Regions from separate parts of the Homo sapiens genome. Here region 1 is linked to region 2. A link is a loop called in an ENCODE intact Hi-C map of the cell type or tissue named here. Cell type or tissue: gastrocnemius medialis. All regions are shown on one strand. Links, peaks and the distances in the headings refer to the core of each region. The heading gives the core; the rest is flanking DNA.

Evidence for each region. Hi-C counts contacts between places; a loop is a spot of excess contacts. Peaks named below come from ENCODE experiments on the same cell type or tissue, not always from the same donor. Only the 100,000 strongest peaks of a DNase experiment are listed, where the experiment ranks them.
Region 1: it touches region 2 in a loop (3-fold over the local background); 1 of 110 quality-filtered maps calls a loop at or near these places.

What each region holds. Positions count from the first base shown.
Region 1 is chr13:111,034,272-111,041,873 of GRCh38, reverse strand. No RefSeq gene overlaps it. Among named protein-coding and RNA genes, the nearest start is that of LINC00368, 58 kb to the left of the region's middle. In gastrocnemius medialis, for the core only: a CTCF peak has its summit at 3,640 (motif pointing right); no DNase peak of the experiment used is centred there; H3K27me3 peaks cover 384 bases.
Region 2 is chr13:110,495,054-110,502,655 of GRCh38, reverse strand. COL4A2 (collagen type IV alpha 2 chain) reads right to left here. Exons shown (of 48, transcript NM_001846.4): 40 at 7,189-7,314; 41 at 872-988. COL4A2-AS1 (COL4A2 antisense RNA 1) reads left to right here. Exons shown (of 3, transcript NR_046583.1): 3 at 1-80. Among named protein-coding and RNA genes, the nearest start is that of COL4A2-AS1, 9.3 kb to the left of the region's middle. RefSeq lists an enhancer at 3,211-3,710. In gastrocnemius medialis, for the core only: no CTCF peak of the experiment used is centred there; DNase peaks (open chromatin) are centred at 4,235 and 4,558; H3K27ac peaks cover 1,906 bases.

The sequences.
Region 1 (7,602 bases), core at 1,327-5,326, 540 kb before region 2:
TTCCATGATGCATCAGAAGTCACACTTCTCGGAGTTGAGACATGACTGAGAAGTGAGGAAGAGGAGGGAGTATGCCTTTCTTTTAACGTAGGCTGGTAAAGGGTTGTGAGACATAAGACAAGATGGTGTATTTACTTACCTTACAGACCGCATGCTCACAGACAAGACAACAGATGAGCTCAGCAACAGGACAAATAAGTCAAAGTCATTCACCTGTGGCTTTTTTTTTTTTTTCTTAGATGGAGTCTCCCTCTGTCGCCCAGGCTGGAGTGCAGTGATGCAATCTTGGCTCACTGCAACCTCTGCCTCCCAGGTTCAAGCAATTCTCTTACCTCAGCCTCCCAAGTAGCTGGGATTACAGGCACCCACCACCACACCTGGCTAATTTTTGTATTTTTTAGTAGAGACAGGGTTTCGCCATGTTGGCCAGGCTGGTCTCGAACTCCTGGACTCAAGTGATCTGCCCGCCTTGGCCTCCCAAAGTGCTGGGGTTACAAGCATGAGCCACCGTGCCCGGCCCACCTGTGGCTTTTAGGACAAAGACTAAATAGGACAAGTCTTGTTTGTACCCTGCTGTCTTCCAAAATCATGTGAAGCAAAGTGTTACAGGGCAAAAGTATGCCTATTTTCTCTTGAACTATTTAGAGCAAAAAGGGTGAAAAAGAGCATCTTATACTCTGAAAAAATACTGTTATGCTTAAACGTTATGTGCAAAGTGCTAAGAGTCCCAGGCAGAAGAGGGGTCACGTTGAGCACGGTGGTCTGCCTTCCCAAGGCTTTCCCTGAGATGTGCCCCTCCCCTCACTCTGCTCTGTCTGAGTCAGCACGTCTAGTATTCTCAGTACTGAGTGACTCCGCAGTGAAGAAGAGGCTGCTTCTGTCAGTTACAGCAGGTTGGCTGCAAATCGTGAAAAACCCTGACTATAAGTGGTTTAAGCAATAAGATATTCATTATCTTACCAACAAGAAGTCTAAACTGGCTGGATGGGGTAGCTCACGCCTGTAATCCCAGCACTTTGGGTGGCCAAGGTGGGCAGATTGCTAGAGCCCAGGAGTTTGAGATCAGCCTCGGCAACATGGTGAAACCCCGTCTCTACAAAAAATACAAAAATTAGCGGGGTGTAGTGGCACGCGCCTGTAGTCCCAGAGAGAGACCCTGTCTAAAAAAAAAAAAAGCCTAGACTTAGTTCGGGTTGGTTCAGCATTCCATTAGGTTACTGTAGACCCCGATAGACCTATTTCTCCCTCTGCTTGTAAGGTTAATGTCATCCAAGGTTGATTTATCTCATGGCCATAGGATGACTGCCAGAAATAAGTAAAAATATGTGATGGTAAAGTTGTTTTATGTTTTACATAAAGTGGCACGACAATAACTAAGTAGACAGTGGGAAATTACAAACTGATGTTGCTAACTTTATAGCAATCAGGAAAAAATGCAAAAAGAGCTTAGTAGAACAATTAAAAGATATTAAAAAATAGACCATATGGATGCTATCAGAAATCCGGAGTGGCTCAGATGATAGATTAGGAACAATGAGCTGTGTCAAAACTGACTTTCTCCCAAGTCCTCATTCTACCGAAACTCTTGTACGTATTTTACACCATCAGTCGCTTCTTTCTTCTTGATGTTCTTGCCTCCCTGATTTCAGTGGCATTCCCTGCATTCGTCCATCTCTTACATGTTGGGACCTCCCCAGGGTCCTTCCTGTAATACTTTTCTTTCTGCACTCTCCAACCTGCCACGAGCCCATCTATCCCAATGACTTTAAATGCTGCCTTTTCATCAAAGGGTCTCTAATTTCAATTTTCCAAATTCCCATAGTGGTGCTTCCAGTGCCCAGTCTAAGTCCACACTGTCTGCAATATATGCATTGTAGGTATAGAAACATGACTAGGTTGGTAGTAACAAGACATTAAAAGCTCTACCCTGCAGATGGTGGTAGAAATCTGCAGTGGCTCAGATAATAGACCACAAGACAATGAGTACTGTCAGACGTAGAGAGAGATGTTTCGTAGCAGTGAAAGTCACTTATCAAGAAGACATGACCGTCATAAATGTGCGGATGCTTAAGAAGAGTTTCCACATACATGAAGCAAACATTAAAAAAATTAAAGGAAGAAATAGAAGAACTCACATTTATAGTTGGAGATTTTCACGTCTCTTTCACAGTAATTGGTAGATCAACTAGGTGAACAGTCAGTGAGGACGTGGAAAATCCGGACAACGCTATCGGCTACCTCAATCTAACTGATATTTATAGAATCTTACGCAACTGCAGAACACACCTTTTTTGGTGTAAATTTTTGCTTGTATTCATAGTCTTTTGGGTAACTTCCTTTAGGAGATTATCGATTAATTAAAAGCAGGGTCTATGACTTAATCACCCTTTTCACATCCATAGTTTCTGTCATAATGCTTTGCATACAGAAAACCTCAATAAATACTTGACAAATGAGTGAATGAACTATCCTTTCTAGGAAGATAGGGAGAATTAGCAAAGAAGGAACTACCTAGGGTAAAATGTCATGGATTGTCCACAGGCTGGTGACAAGAAACAGGTAAGGAATCATTTTTCTTTGGTTATCTTGAAACAAAAGATCATAGGAATACATAAGTTCTCAAACACACACACACGCACACACAGGGCCCAAAACTACTGGCTTATGTGGCTCCCTGTGGGTAAACGGATGTGGGAAGTCAGCCCACATTCTCCACCACTGTCCTGCACCTTCATTTCTGGACGTCAAATCCCTGAATCTGTAGAGTGTGCAACCAGACAGCCGTGGGTGCAGGGAGAGCCCCAGGAGGTCAGACCTCAGCCTGAATATCTCCTAGATGCAGCAGTGCTTACAGCTTTTGGTCCAAACCAGAAGTGCCAATCACTCATGGATGACCCAAGCCTTGGGTCTCTCCTCTGTATGGACACGGTTGCCTAGGGCTGTCTACATGGGAGTCACAGCGCTGTCCAGATCACAGGGGCCCCGTGGCTGTCTCAGCTCATTTCTATTTTAATTCTCTCTAGACCTAGATAGATGCAAGCCTCTCCAAAGGTGGAGCCTCAAGGAATCTGTGTAAACCTAATGTTCACGTCCGTTTTCTTGCTCAGAAACATTAAGCTGTTTCCAGGCCAGTGATATCCAGTAGGATTTCCATGGTGAGCTGGAGTGGTTCCTGTCTCCAAGTCATCTCAAATAAGCACTGCAAATTTTCTAAGACACAGATAATTTCAATTAGTTTTATTGATAGGTCAAACTGCCCTGCAGGTGTGTTTTGTGAAGTGTTGCTAGGAAATAAAAAATAAATAATGACAAATTGTCACTGCTCCAAAAATTTTTTGGAGCGACTGATCAATGGGGCAAGGATTAGGTTTCTCTTCTATGCCAATAATAATTATACCGTTGTTATGGGTTGAATTGCATTCCCTCCAATTCATGTGTGGAAGTCCTTAGTCCTTAGTGTCTTCGAATGTGACTCTATTTCTAAATGTAATAGGTCAGATACTCAGAAGCTTTTATAAATTCATTTTTGGGGGAGCTTTTCTACCCCATTTATGGACAAAAGTAAGTTAAATGAAACTGAATAGAATTGGTTAAGACCACACATTTCAGTCAAAAATTCTCAGCGTGAAGAGTGAAGCCGCGTTTTGCCGGGAGATGGAGGCACTTCACCACCAACACGACCTAAATGCGGTTCCGTGCATCTCAGCCAAGGTCTGGCGCTGATCTGCATCTGAGCTCCAAGTTGTGGATTATTTTATGTACTCGTTTCCTTCTCTAAAGATCTCCAGGTTTGCATATGAATATCAATAATCACCCAACAGTGATATCAATGCTAGCTGAAAAGTGCCGTTTTCCTTGCCAAGTGTCTCTGGGAATTCCGAATGCAAAGAGGTAAAGAGAGGAGTGAGACGTGCAAAAATCCCATCTGAGCTGCAGCATTTCCTTGGCTTCCTGCCTGTTGTTAGAACCGCCCTCCATTTCTCCTTCCATTTCCTATCACACGAAGATAGAGAACGCTGGCATGCACCTGCAGAAAATCTGCCCTGATCCCTCCAGTCCCAGAGCCCCTGGGATTTCAATGTCCAGTAGAGCCAGCTGGACCGCCTGAGGCTGAGATGAGGCCCAGGCCCACCTGCTTCCCAGGAGCTGCAAGCTTACCTTTTCATGTGTGCAGGGAGGGGCCATGCGTTCCATCCACAGTGCTCTTTCAGCCCAGGAGACCTGCATGCAGAGGCTTCCTCGAGTTAATTATCTCATCTGCCAGACAGGCTGGTGAGCGCCACACCAGGGCATCTTTAGGCAGGTGGGAAGAGTTTACAGAATTTTCAGAAGTGGGGTTTGGCAAGATGCTTACCACATCTAAATGCAAAGTGTTTTCATCTGAAGGGTTATTACCAGGTGTGGAAACAGGTTCCACACAGGTTTCCTAATGAACAGATGGTCCTCCGACCCGGTGTGGGGGCTGTGCCTGGCTTGCAGAAATGTGTTTGAGCTGCAAAATGGTTTAAATCTCTTTTAAATTGGTTAGGCACATTTAAAAATAGGAAAAGTTCACATAAAATATGAATTTCTGACTTGTCTTTAAAAATAGGGCCATCTGTCCATATGGGATGTGCACTTGTGCATGAATTCCACTGTCCCCAGAGCTGCCCCCATGAGTCCCCACCCTCCCAATCGCCTGGGCCACTCCCCCCACTTCCCCACCTCACTGGACCTTAGAGCACTGGAGCTGCAACCCCTTGTCTACAGCCTGTTGTCTTCCTTTAAGTCAGCACATGTTAAAACCTACAAGTCAGAGAGAGACACAAATAGACTAAGATAACGATTAAAGCAAAACCCAGAGTAAACCATGACACCGCAAAGGAGCGTGTTCCCAGGCGGGAACCAAGGCTGCAGCAGGGCCTTTCCATGTGCACTGACTGCTGCAAATTTATTGGGTGGACAGGAAAAAAACCAGGGCGGGTTACCTTTACAGAAAAGAATAATCTGGTATCTCTTAAGGATGTTTATCTGACTCCTGCCTTGGGCACTTTCGTGCTCACCAGCAGAAATGTCCTTAGCTGCCCATCGGATCCTCACTACTCAACTCTCAGATTCTTCTTTTAACCATTCTTTCAGCTGCAGTTCAAGTTCAGACCAAGAGTAGGAGATGTTCCTCTGGGCTGTATGAAAACCCAAGTTGTCCACCTGAGCTCAGGAGTTCAATACCAGCCTGGCCAACATAGTGCAACCCCATCGCTACTAAAAAAAAAAAAAAAAAAATTAGCCTAGTATGGTGGCACATGCCTGAAGTCCCAGCTACTTGGGAGGCTGAGGCAGGAGAATACCTTGAACCTGGGAGGCAGGGCTTGCAGTGAGCCAAGATTGTGCCGCCACATTCCAGCCTGGGTGACAGAGCGAGACTCCGTCTCAAAAAACAAACAACAAAAAAAAGAACAAAACAAAAAAAAACCCAGGTCACCATTTTAAAATTTAGCTGGAATACTTTTTACCAAAAAAAAATTGCATTTTGAATACCATAAGTGAATAATTTTACCCCATTTTATAATTGCAGGCTGAAACTTATTTCTTAATAATACTCTGTCAAAGAGGTCATGGAGCTCTCCATCTGATTCTACTGATGTAATGCTTCAGGTATTAAATGCCTAAACATAAAAGTATTACAAAATTAGGAGCAATTTTGAAAATGGAGTGCAAATTAGGTAAAGAAATGGACAAGTCTGTTTCTCTAATTGCAAAAAACAATGCTTCTTTTAGAGCAGTGGTTCTTAACTGGGTGTGATTTTCCCCTCCGGACACCTTTGGCAATGTCTGCAGGCATCTTTGGTTGCCACAATGAGGGCGGAGGGGCTCCTGACATCGAATAGACGCCAGGGAGGCTGCTGAGTGCCCGCCAGGGCACAGGACGGCCCCACGACAGAATTCTCCAGCTGAAAGGTCATCCGTCGAGAGACCCTATTCTAGAAAATTAAGTAGTCGAGAGATAATTATGTTAGAATTTGAAGTTAATCAATCATCTGAATAACGTAAGCAAAGAGAATAATCTTTGTTCAAAATCACCCAAATTGGCAGAGCTCTAAATCACCTGATAAGCGTGTCTTCTGCGGAGAGGTGAAAGAATGGCAGGGGGAGTGTTCAAGCCAGGCCACTGTTCATTCTGGGGAATGTGGGAGTCGAATCTGACCACAGCGTACCCTATGAAGCTGCTTTGCAAAAAATATGTGCTCACTAGTGTGTCAACAAAAGTGTTTTTGGACATTTTCAATATTAGTTCAGTCACCTCCCTAAATATCATTAAAATATAGTAACTGTATTTACTATTTCATTTACCACTACACTATCACAGCTTAATTTTTAATAATAGTTCTGAACTATTTATAAGTAATAGTCTTTGTCCATTTATAAGTTAAAAAGTGAAAAATACAGTGAAGCCCAAGTAGAAAATAAAAGCATTCATAACCCTATCTACACAGATAAGATGGTCGTTAATACTTTGCATAGGTGTACAGAATTTCTACATAAACATAGAATCATGCTATATACAGTTTTGTAATCTGCCTTTTATTACTCATATTATTAATATTTCCCATACAAATAAATATCTGTTTATAAGGATTAAAATATAGATTTTCTAAAATTGTTACAGTCTTCATCTTATGGAGGTACCATCGTTTATGTTTTATGTATTTTATGAGTGAATATATAGGTTGTTTTCAACTTCTCACAGACTTAAAAAATCTTATTGAGATAACAATAGACAAATCTGTGTAAACATCTATGTAACTCCTTAGGATAAGTTCCTAGAAGTAGATGTCATGAGCCAGACTTTAGAGATACTGACAAACTGTTCTCCAGAAGGTCTTGTGAGTTGCACATTCCCTGGACATGAATCGTACTCTCACCAACAACATGTGAGAATTGTCTGATATTTGGTACCTCATTTGGGGAAGATATACTATTTTCATTTGTTTGATTATTTGTGAGAAAAAATGTTTTCCATAGGCTTATAGGATATTTATTTTCTATGCTTTTTGTGTATTATCTGTTCCTGTCCTTTGCTCATTTTCCTACAGTATATTTGTCTTTTGTTGCTCCATAAGCATTCTTCATGTGTTATTATACTGTCATCTGTCATTACTCCTCCAGTGTGTTTGTTTATAAATATAATTTAGGCAATTAAAATTTTCCTTTAATGTCTCTTTGGTCCTTTATGGAGTCTATTTTTACATGTATGCTTAGAACCACTTAGTCTCTTAATAATTTTTACCATAATCCTTTTACATTCTGCAATTGATTCCTCATTGTTTTACTAGATTATTTTTAATTTAATTAATTGATTAATTAATTTTTTGAGGTGAGATCTCACTCTGTTGTCCAGGCTGGAGTGCGGTGCCACGATCATAGCTCACTACAGCCTCCAACTCCTGAGCTCTAGTGATCCTCCCGCCTCAGCCTCCCAAAGTGCTAGGATTATAGGCATGAGCTACCACACCTGGTATTATATTGTTTTTTTTAATTATGACTTATGTCTGATTTTTGATGTTTATTCCATCCAATTTAACAGATATTTTTTCCACTCCACGTCTGAGTCTAGCCAGGAGT
Region 2 (7,602 bases), core at 2,175-6,174:
TAAGAGTTCCTTCTTTTTAAGACCGAATAAAGGCTGGGCAAGGTGGCTTACACCTGTCGTCTCAGCACTTTGGGAAGCCGAGGTGGGAGGATTGCTTGAGGTCAAGAGTTTGAGACCAGCCTGGCCAACATGGTGAAACCCTGTCTCTACTAAAAATACAAAAATCATCTGGGCTTGGTGGTGGACACCTGTAATCCCAGCTACTCAGGAGGCTGAGGCACAAAAATTCCTTGAACCCGGGAGGCGGAGATTGCAGCGAGCTAAGATCGTGCCACTGCACTCCAGCCTGGGCGACAGAGCAAGGCTGTCTCAAAAAACAAAAAACAAGAAAACAACCCAACAAAAAAGACGGACTCCTCTTGTACTGGGTGGATACTGACTGCATTTTGCTTCTTAATTCCTCTGTTGATGGACACTCGGGTTGCTTTCAGCACTCGGTGCTTGTGAGTAGTGCTGCTGTGAACCTTGACGCACAAACACTTGTTTGACGGGTGACTTCATCTTTACGCCATCTCTTTCCAATATTCAGCTCGTTCGTGATTAGGAAGTGCAAATTAAATTTAATACTTGTCTAAACACAATACAGTGAGGAAGAAGAAAGCCGTTCATACTGCACATTTCTGAGCCCCCTGCAGTTTGAATATCTGCTATTACAGCAAGTAAATGACATGGCCTGTGTCTCAGCTTCCCAGGGACCAGGTCGTGCAGGTGATGGAAATGACACAGGAGGAGCCATCATGGCTCCTGCCTCTTTGACCGGAGTCTGGGCACAGCGTGGAAATGAACGTCTGTTCTCCCCCTACATTAAGCGGGCCATTGCCAGCTCCTGCCCCTAGAGATGTCGAAGCACAGATGTATAAGTCCTGCTTACCTTTCAGGCCAAATATCCCTGGCGCCCCTTTGTCACCAGGTGCCCCAGAGATGTTGGAAGGGGGTGTGATACCAGGGAACCCCTGAAGTCCTGGGCTCCCAGGTGGGCCTCGTTCCCCTTAGGATGAAAACAGAAGAAATTATTTTCAGCGTTAGCACCCAACTTTTCAAATCTACTATTTTCCCTCCACACCATCACCTGTGGTGGACCAGAGCCTAGCGAGCGAGACAGTGATGGGAGGTGCCCTCAGGCCAAGGAACATCTCATGGTGGGGCTGGGGAGGCCCTCAGGGCGGGGTTGGGGGGGCAGGGGCTATGTGAACCCCTCCCCCACCCCAGCCTTTCTCCTGTGAGGAGCCCTCCACTGGGATCCTGTCTGCCTGTGCTCGACTTCCCCAAGGCGCTGCCCGATCATGCTTAGATGGAGCCTCAGCACCAGGCGAGGCACAGCTGGTCAGACTCTGATCCTGATATGTGTGGACAGTGGTCAGCACAGGTGATGGACAGAAGGTTGAAAAATTGCAAATGAGGCTTACAATTGACATCACTATTGTCAACCCTCCCTGCGGCTGTCCTCCAGTGCCTCGGATCCCAGCTTGGATAGAGTTGGTCTTCATTATTCACAGATTCTGTGTTTCCCAATTTGTCCACTCACTAAAACTCACTTGGAATCCCCCCCAAATCAACACTGGCATTCACAGATATACACAGAGGCAAAATGAGTCCCAGCTGAGATCCAGCAAGGTGACGCTCCTGCCTTCTTGCTGCAGCTCATACTGTACACACGTGTCCTTGTCTTGGTCTCTGTAGTGCCCTGTTTTCCACATTTTTGTGCTTTATGCTGGTGATTTTGCTGTTTCAAATGCCCCCCATGTATTGTGTTGAAGTGCATCCTACTGTTGGTAAGTGCAAGAAGGCTGTGAAGTCCCTTATGGAGAAACACATATGTAAGAGAAGCTGCATTCAGGCACGAGTGAGTGCATGTTGACTGTTCCTGAATCAGCAATCCACACTAAACAAGGTGCCGTTACACAGAAAACCAGCTTATATACTGATCATTGACAAACATCTTGTGAGCAGAGGCTTGCAGGAACTTAGCCTTGTATTTCCCCTAGGAGCAATGGTTCAGTATTCACTAAGTCAGTGTTCTTGGTGACTTCAGAACATAACTACTGCGAATAATGAGAACCAACAGTTTTTGGGTCAAAGGCTGGAGCTCTTTGGCACTAGTAGGAGAGTAAGAGGGAAATGGCCACATAAGGAAATCTGTGGAAATTCCACTCCTCCCTGTGCTGTCAGCCAACAAGACACTAATGGAGCTTTATGTGCTGTAGGGCAGTGGTGGGTAGAAATCAGTGTGGACTTGAGTGGGCGGATTAAGTCTACTTTCTCTCCTAAGCACCTTCAGCCTTTTGTTTTACCTCGGGCTGGGGACCAAGATTAGTATTAGAACCCTGCAAAATGTCAGAATGTCCAAGTGGGCAAGGAGGGCATCACTTCTGCTCTGCAGGAAATAGTGAGCTGGGCGAAACAGTGCAAATCTATAAAAATGAGAAAAGGTAGCAACAGTGGTTTTCTGTTTCCCCTCTGGCTTTATGACTAATCTACACGCATCAGCAGCAGGAAGAGATTTTCCCTTTGGAAGATCCTGGTATCCATTATCCATCCCAGGGGAAAGGATTCCATTCATGCGTGCTTCCAAGTAGGACAAAACAAACAGCAGGATAAATATTTAGAGAGGTGAGGCTTGTCTCACAAATCACAGACAACATGCAAGTGGGTTCATTAGCCCTGAGGGCATGAGTGAGCCACCATCTGTAGTTTGATATAAAATGACACCAATTGAACTGCTTCTAGCTATTGTCACAAAGTACCCGAAACAGATGGTGAGTGTCAGTAAATAATGGCAGACTCCTGAGTTAGATGATCCAGTGCAATCCGCAGACTGGCAGATTCCCACGAAAACATAATTAACTTAACTGCAGTGATGAGGACTGTTAATGAGAACACTTAGCAAACATGAGTCAGTTTGCTGGAATCTAGACGGAAACCGCTATGATTTCTCAGTAGCCCCCATGGATCGTCCTAAGTACTGACATAAAAGAGTCTCACTAACAGGGGTTCCGTGAAGGCCCATGTTGCATGACTCAAGGCCAAATCAGGAACTGATGCTCGAATGTCAGCTGCAGAAATAGGTGAGGTTGCAGACTCTAGCTTCAGTGAGCTGTGATACGGTTTGGCTGTGTCCCCACCCAAATCTCGACTTGTAGTTCCCAAAGTCCCTACATGTCGTAGGAGGGACCTGGTGGGAAGTAATTGAATCACGGGGGTGGCTATCCTCATGCTGTTCTCGTGATAGTGAGTTCCCAGGAGATCTGATAGTTTTATAAGGGGCCTCCCCCCACCCTTTACTCAGCACTTCTCTCTCCTGCCGCCAGTGAAGAAGGATGTGTTTGCTTCCCCTTCCGCCATGATTGTAAGTTTCCTGAGGCCTCCCCAGCCATGCAGAACTGTGAATCAATTAAACCTCTTTCCTTTATAAATTACCCAGTCTCTGGTATTTCTTCATAGCAGCATGAGAACGAACTAATACAAATGAGATGCAACTCATGCGAAGGAAGATGACGGATTCAAATTATTCCCATATTTTGAGAGAAGAGTGTGTGTCCTGAATGACATTATGATCAGTGTGTGAACGTCATCATGGAAGGTCGTCTTTCCCTCATCACTAGCCAGAGGCAGTGGCCTCATATGCCAAGGCCCAATGGCACTGGGCAGTGTCTGCCCTGGCCTCCAGGACCTGCTCTGAAGTCATCAGCTCATGGGCCCACTGTGACGTTCATGCAGGTCGAGGGTGGGGGCATGGCTTGCAAAAGTCAGCATGCCGCACGGTGGCTTGGAAGCCGGGGACACCGTCCAGGTCCCTGGGATGGAATGCAAGGAGGGCCACAGGAGGTCACGGAGAGTTTTGATAAATGGGTCCCACACAGATCAAATGTGTAATAAGGCCATCAATGTTACCTTAGGGGTGTTCTGAGCTACACGTAACTCTCCACTGATGTCAGAAAATTATCCTACAATTTCACAATATTCTTCTCCAGCAAGTATTTGTTGAGCACTTACTCAGGGACAAGCATTTTGCTGAGGTATTAAGTGGAAAATAAATGAGATAAATCTCTGTCCTTGGGGATGGAAATCTTAAATCTTTTTTGTGGTCAAGTACAGGGCCTGAACATCATGCTGTGTGAATCAAACGTTAACAATGCATGGTCATACAAAATGCTAGCAGCTGTGTTCTGTGACCCCCCTCTATGGGCCACTGTGTGCACCCTGTCGAAATCCCATCTCAGTTTCCTCCGCCCCTCCCTGTGCGGGATCTCCTCTCCACATCTCCTGGCCAAGTCTTCCCCGTTGCTGCATTCCCAGATGCCTTTCAGGTGACAGACTGGTAAACTGATCATCATGACACTCTGAAAACAACGCTATGTTTCAAGGCCTTTAAAGATAGCAAACATTTATTGCTGGCCTCCTGTGTGCAAGAGCTTTACCTGTAGTATCTCATTGTATCCTCCCAATACTCACAAGTGCATTTTTATTTTCATTTGACAGACAAAGCCAGAGACATTCAATACCATGGCCAAGGTCACATGGTGAAAATATGGTGCACGTGAGACGCAGAACAAGAACCCAACAGGTGTCTGATTTAAAGGTCACGGGCATGGTCAACTCTACTGCTGGGCTCCTGGGAGGATTATGCTGGTGGACTGACCCCAGATCCTCACCCCTGACTGAGGCTGTGCTGGTGGACTGACCCCAGATCCTCACCCCTGACTGAGGCTGTGCTGGTGGACTGACCCCAGATCCTCACCCCTGACTGAGGCTGTGCTGGTGGACTGACCCCAGATCCTCACCCCTGACTGAGGCTGTGCTGGTGGACTGACCCCAGATCCTCACCCCTGACTGAGGCTGTGCTGCTGGACTGACCCCAGATCCTCACCCCTGACTGAGGCTGTGCTGCTGGACTGACCCCAGATCCTCACCCCTGACTGAGGCTGTGCTGGTGGACTGACCTAGATCCTCAGCCCTGAGTGGAGGTTGTGCTAGTGGATTGACCTAAATCCTCAGTCCTGAGTGGAGGTTGTGCTGGTGGACTGACCTAGATCCTCAGCCCTGAGTGGAGGTTGTGCTGGTGGATTGACCTAAATCCTCAGCCCTGAGTGGAGGTTGTGCTGGTGGACTGACCTAAATCCTCAGTCCTGAGTGGAGGTTGTGCTGGTGGATTGACCTAAATCCTCAGTCCTGAGTGGAGGTTGTGCTGGTGGACTGACCTAGATCCTCAGTCCTGAGTGGAGGTTGTGCTGGTGGATTGACCTAAATCCTCAGTCCTGAGTGGAGGTTGTGCTGGTGGACTGACCCTAGACCCTCAATCCTGGCTGAAGCTGTGCTGGTGTACTGACCTAGATCCTCACCCCTGAGTGAGGCTGTGCTGGTGGATTGACCTAGATCCTCACCCCTGAGTGAGGCTGTGCTGGTGGATTGACCTAGATCTTCACCCCTGAGTGACGTTGTGCTGGTGGAGTCACCTTGGATCCTCACTCCTGGGTGGAGCTTCTGCTGGTGCGCTGACCCTAGATCCCTGGCTGAGGTTATGCTGGTAGACTGTCCTAGATCCTTACCCCTGACTGAGGCTGTGCTGGTGGGACTGACCTTAGATTCTCACTCCTCAGTGGAGCTTGTGCTGGTGTGCTGACCCTAGATCCTCACCCCTGACTGAGGCTGTGCTGGTGGACTGACCCTAGATCCTCACCCCAACTGAGGCTGTGCTGGTATGCTAACCCTAGATCTTCACCCCGACTGAGGCTGTGCTGGTGGACTGACCCTAGATCCTCACCCCTGACTGAGGCTGTGCTGGTGGACTGACCCTAGATCCTCACCCCTGACTGAGGCTGTGCTGGTGGACTGACCTTAGATCCTCATCCCTGGCTGAGGCTGTGCTGATGGACTGACCCTAGATCCTCATCCTTGACTGAGGCTGTGCTGGTGGACTGACCTTAGATCCTCACCGCTGGCTGAGGCTGTGCTGGTGGACTGACCCTAGATCCTCAACTCTGACTGAGGCTGTGCTGGTGGACTGACCCTAGATCCTCATCCTTGACTGAGGCTGTGCTCGTGGACTGACCCTAGATCCTCAACTCTGACTGAGGCTGTGCTGGTGGACTGACCCTAGATCCTCACCGCTGGCTGAGGCTGTGCTGGTGGACTGTCCTGGATCCTCACCCTGACTAGGGCTCTGGCAGCACCATGCAGCCTCCCAGGATAGTCTGGCTCCTGTTGGCAGAGCCCCTCCTCTTTCTCCTATCTTCAGATCAGTGCTGTGGAGCTCTGAGGCTAGGGGATTCTGGAGTTTCCAGCTGCTGGTGAGGGGAGAGGGCAGGCAGCAGATCCTGGAGAGTGAGATGTGATCTGCAAGCCTCGAGACATCCCTGCACCCCAGCAAAAGCCAGGGTTGCTGGCCTCCTTGGTCCTGACTTCCTCTCCTGTGGATGTCTGGTTCTAGCTTCATGGGGAATTGGCACTAGAAAAACTCAGGCCTTTGTGGATGGAAGCCAGAGTTTCTGTTGCCAGCATGGAGCCCAGGGTGCCCAGGCTGTCCATCCAGGTGTGCTGCCCAGCTCCCGTACCTGAGCCAGGAGATGCCCCTGGTCAGGCTGGTGAGGTGGGCGGGGTGGGGGAGGGGCCCATGGATCTCAGGAGCAGACTCTGGGGCTGTGGGCTCATGCACAATGAGACCGCAACACCCTTGGCAGACTGGCTCCCAGGAAGGTCCTGGTTTCTATCTAGGAATGTTTCTCACTGCCATTTAGACTTGAGCCCACCTTGGCTGGTGAGCAGGGAGGCTATGGGGTGGGAAGACAAGTTTCTGGGCATTTCCTACCCAAGTATGGGTCAGCGTGGCTCTGCTAGGAGGTTTAATGCATTTATTCGCACATTCACTACCCAGAGTGCTTGTTATGGCAAGGCCTGTGCCAGTGCCCCAGGCGCACAGAGGATCTGATGGGGTCTCTAGGCCAGGGAGCTTATCAGTTACTCCACGGGATGGGTGGTCAGTGCCTCACTAACACTGATGGGATAAAATAAATTGCCTAACAAACTAAGACTAGCTGAGAGGTCCTGCAACAGGTAGTCCTCCCCAGAAAAACCAGCTCTTTCCTGCACTTCTGCACAGCCTCTCCCACCCCATAGACACTCCATGGCCCCACCTCTGGGTGGGTTCTGGTTACTGGGACGGCAATGTTGGCTTGGAATGTGTGGCCTCACCTGGAGCTCCTTGGTCTCCTTTCTGTCCTGGGACTCCCACAGGGCCTGGAAGGGTGTTGGCCTCTCCTGGGTCACCTCTTTCCCCAGGAGGGCCTGGGAAGCCTGGGTCTCCGTGGATGTCAGAACCTGTGGAAGAGTTATAACAGCAGCTGATGTCGGTGTTTCCAACCATACAGTTGACTTTCCTAAGTGAAAGAACAGCTTGGGGTGCCTCAAAAGCAAAGAAACAGAGGCAGCCATGGTGATTTCAGCTTGCATTGCAATATATGGCCTCCAGGTCACAGGAGCTGAGATTTGGAAGGGATCTTACAGAGATCACAGTGGAAGCCCTTGGCTCTATGGATAAGAGGATCGAGGCCCATCAGAGGGTTCAAATTCACAGAAACAGTGGGTCAAGGAGCTGGGACCCCTCCC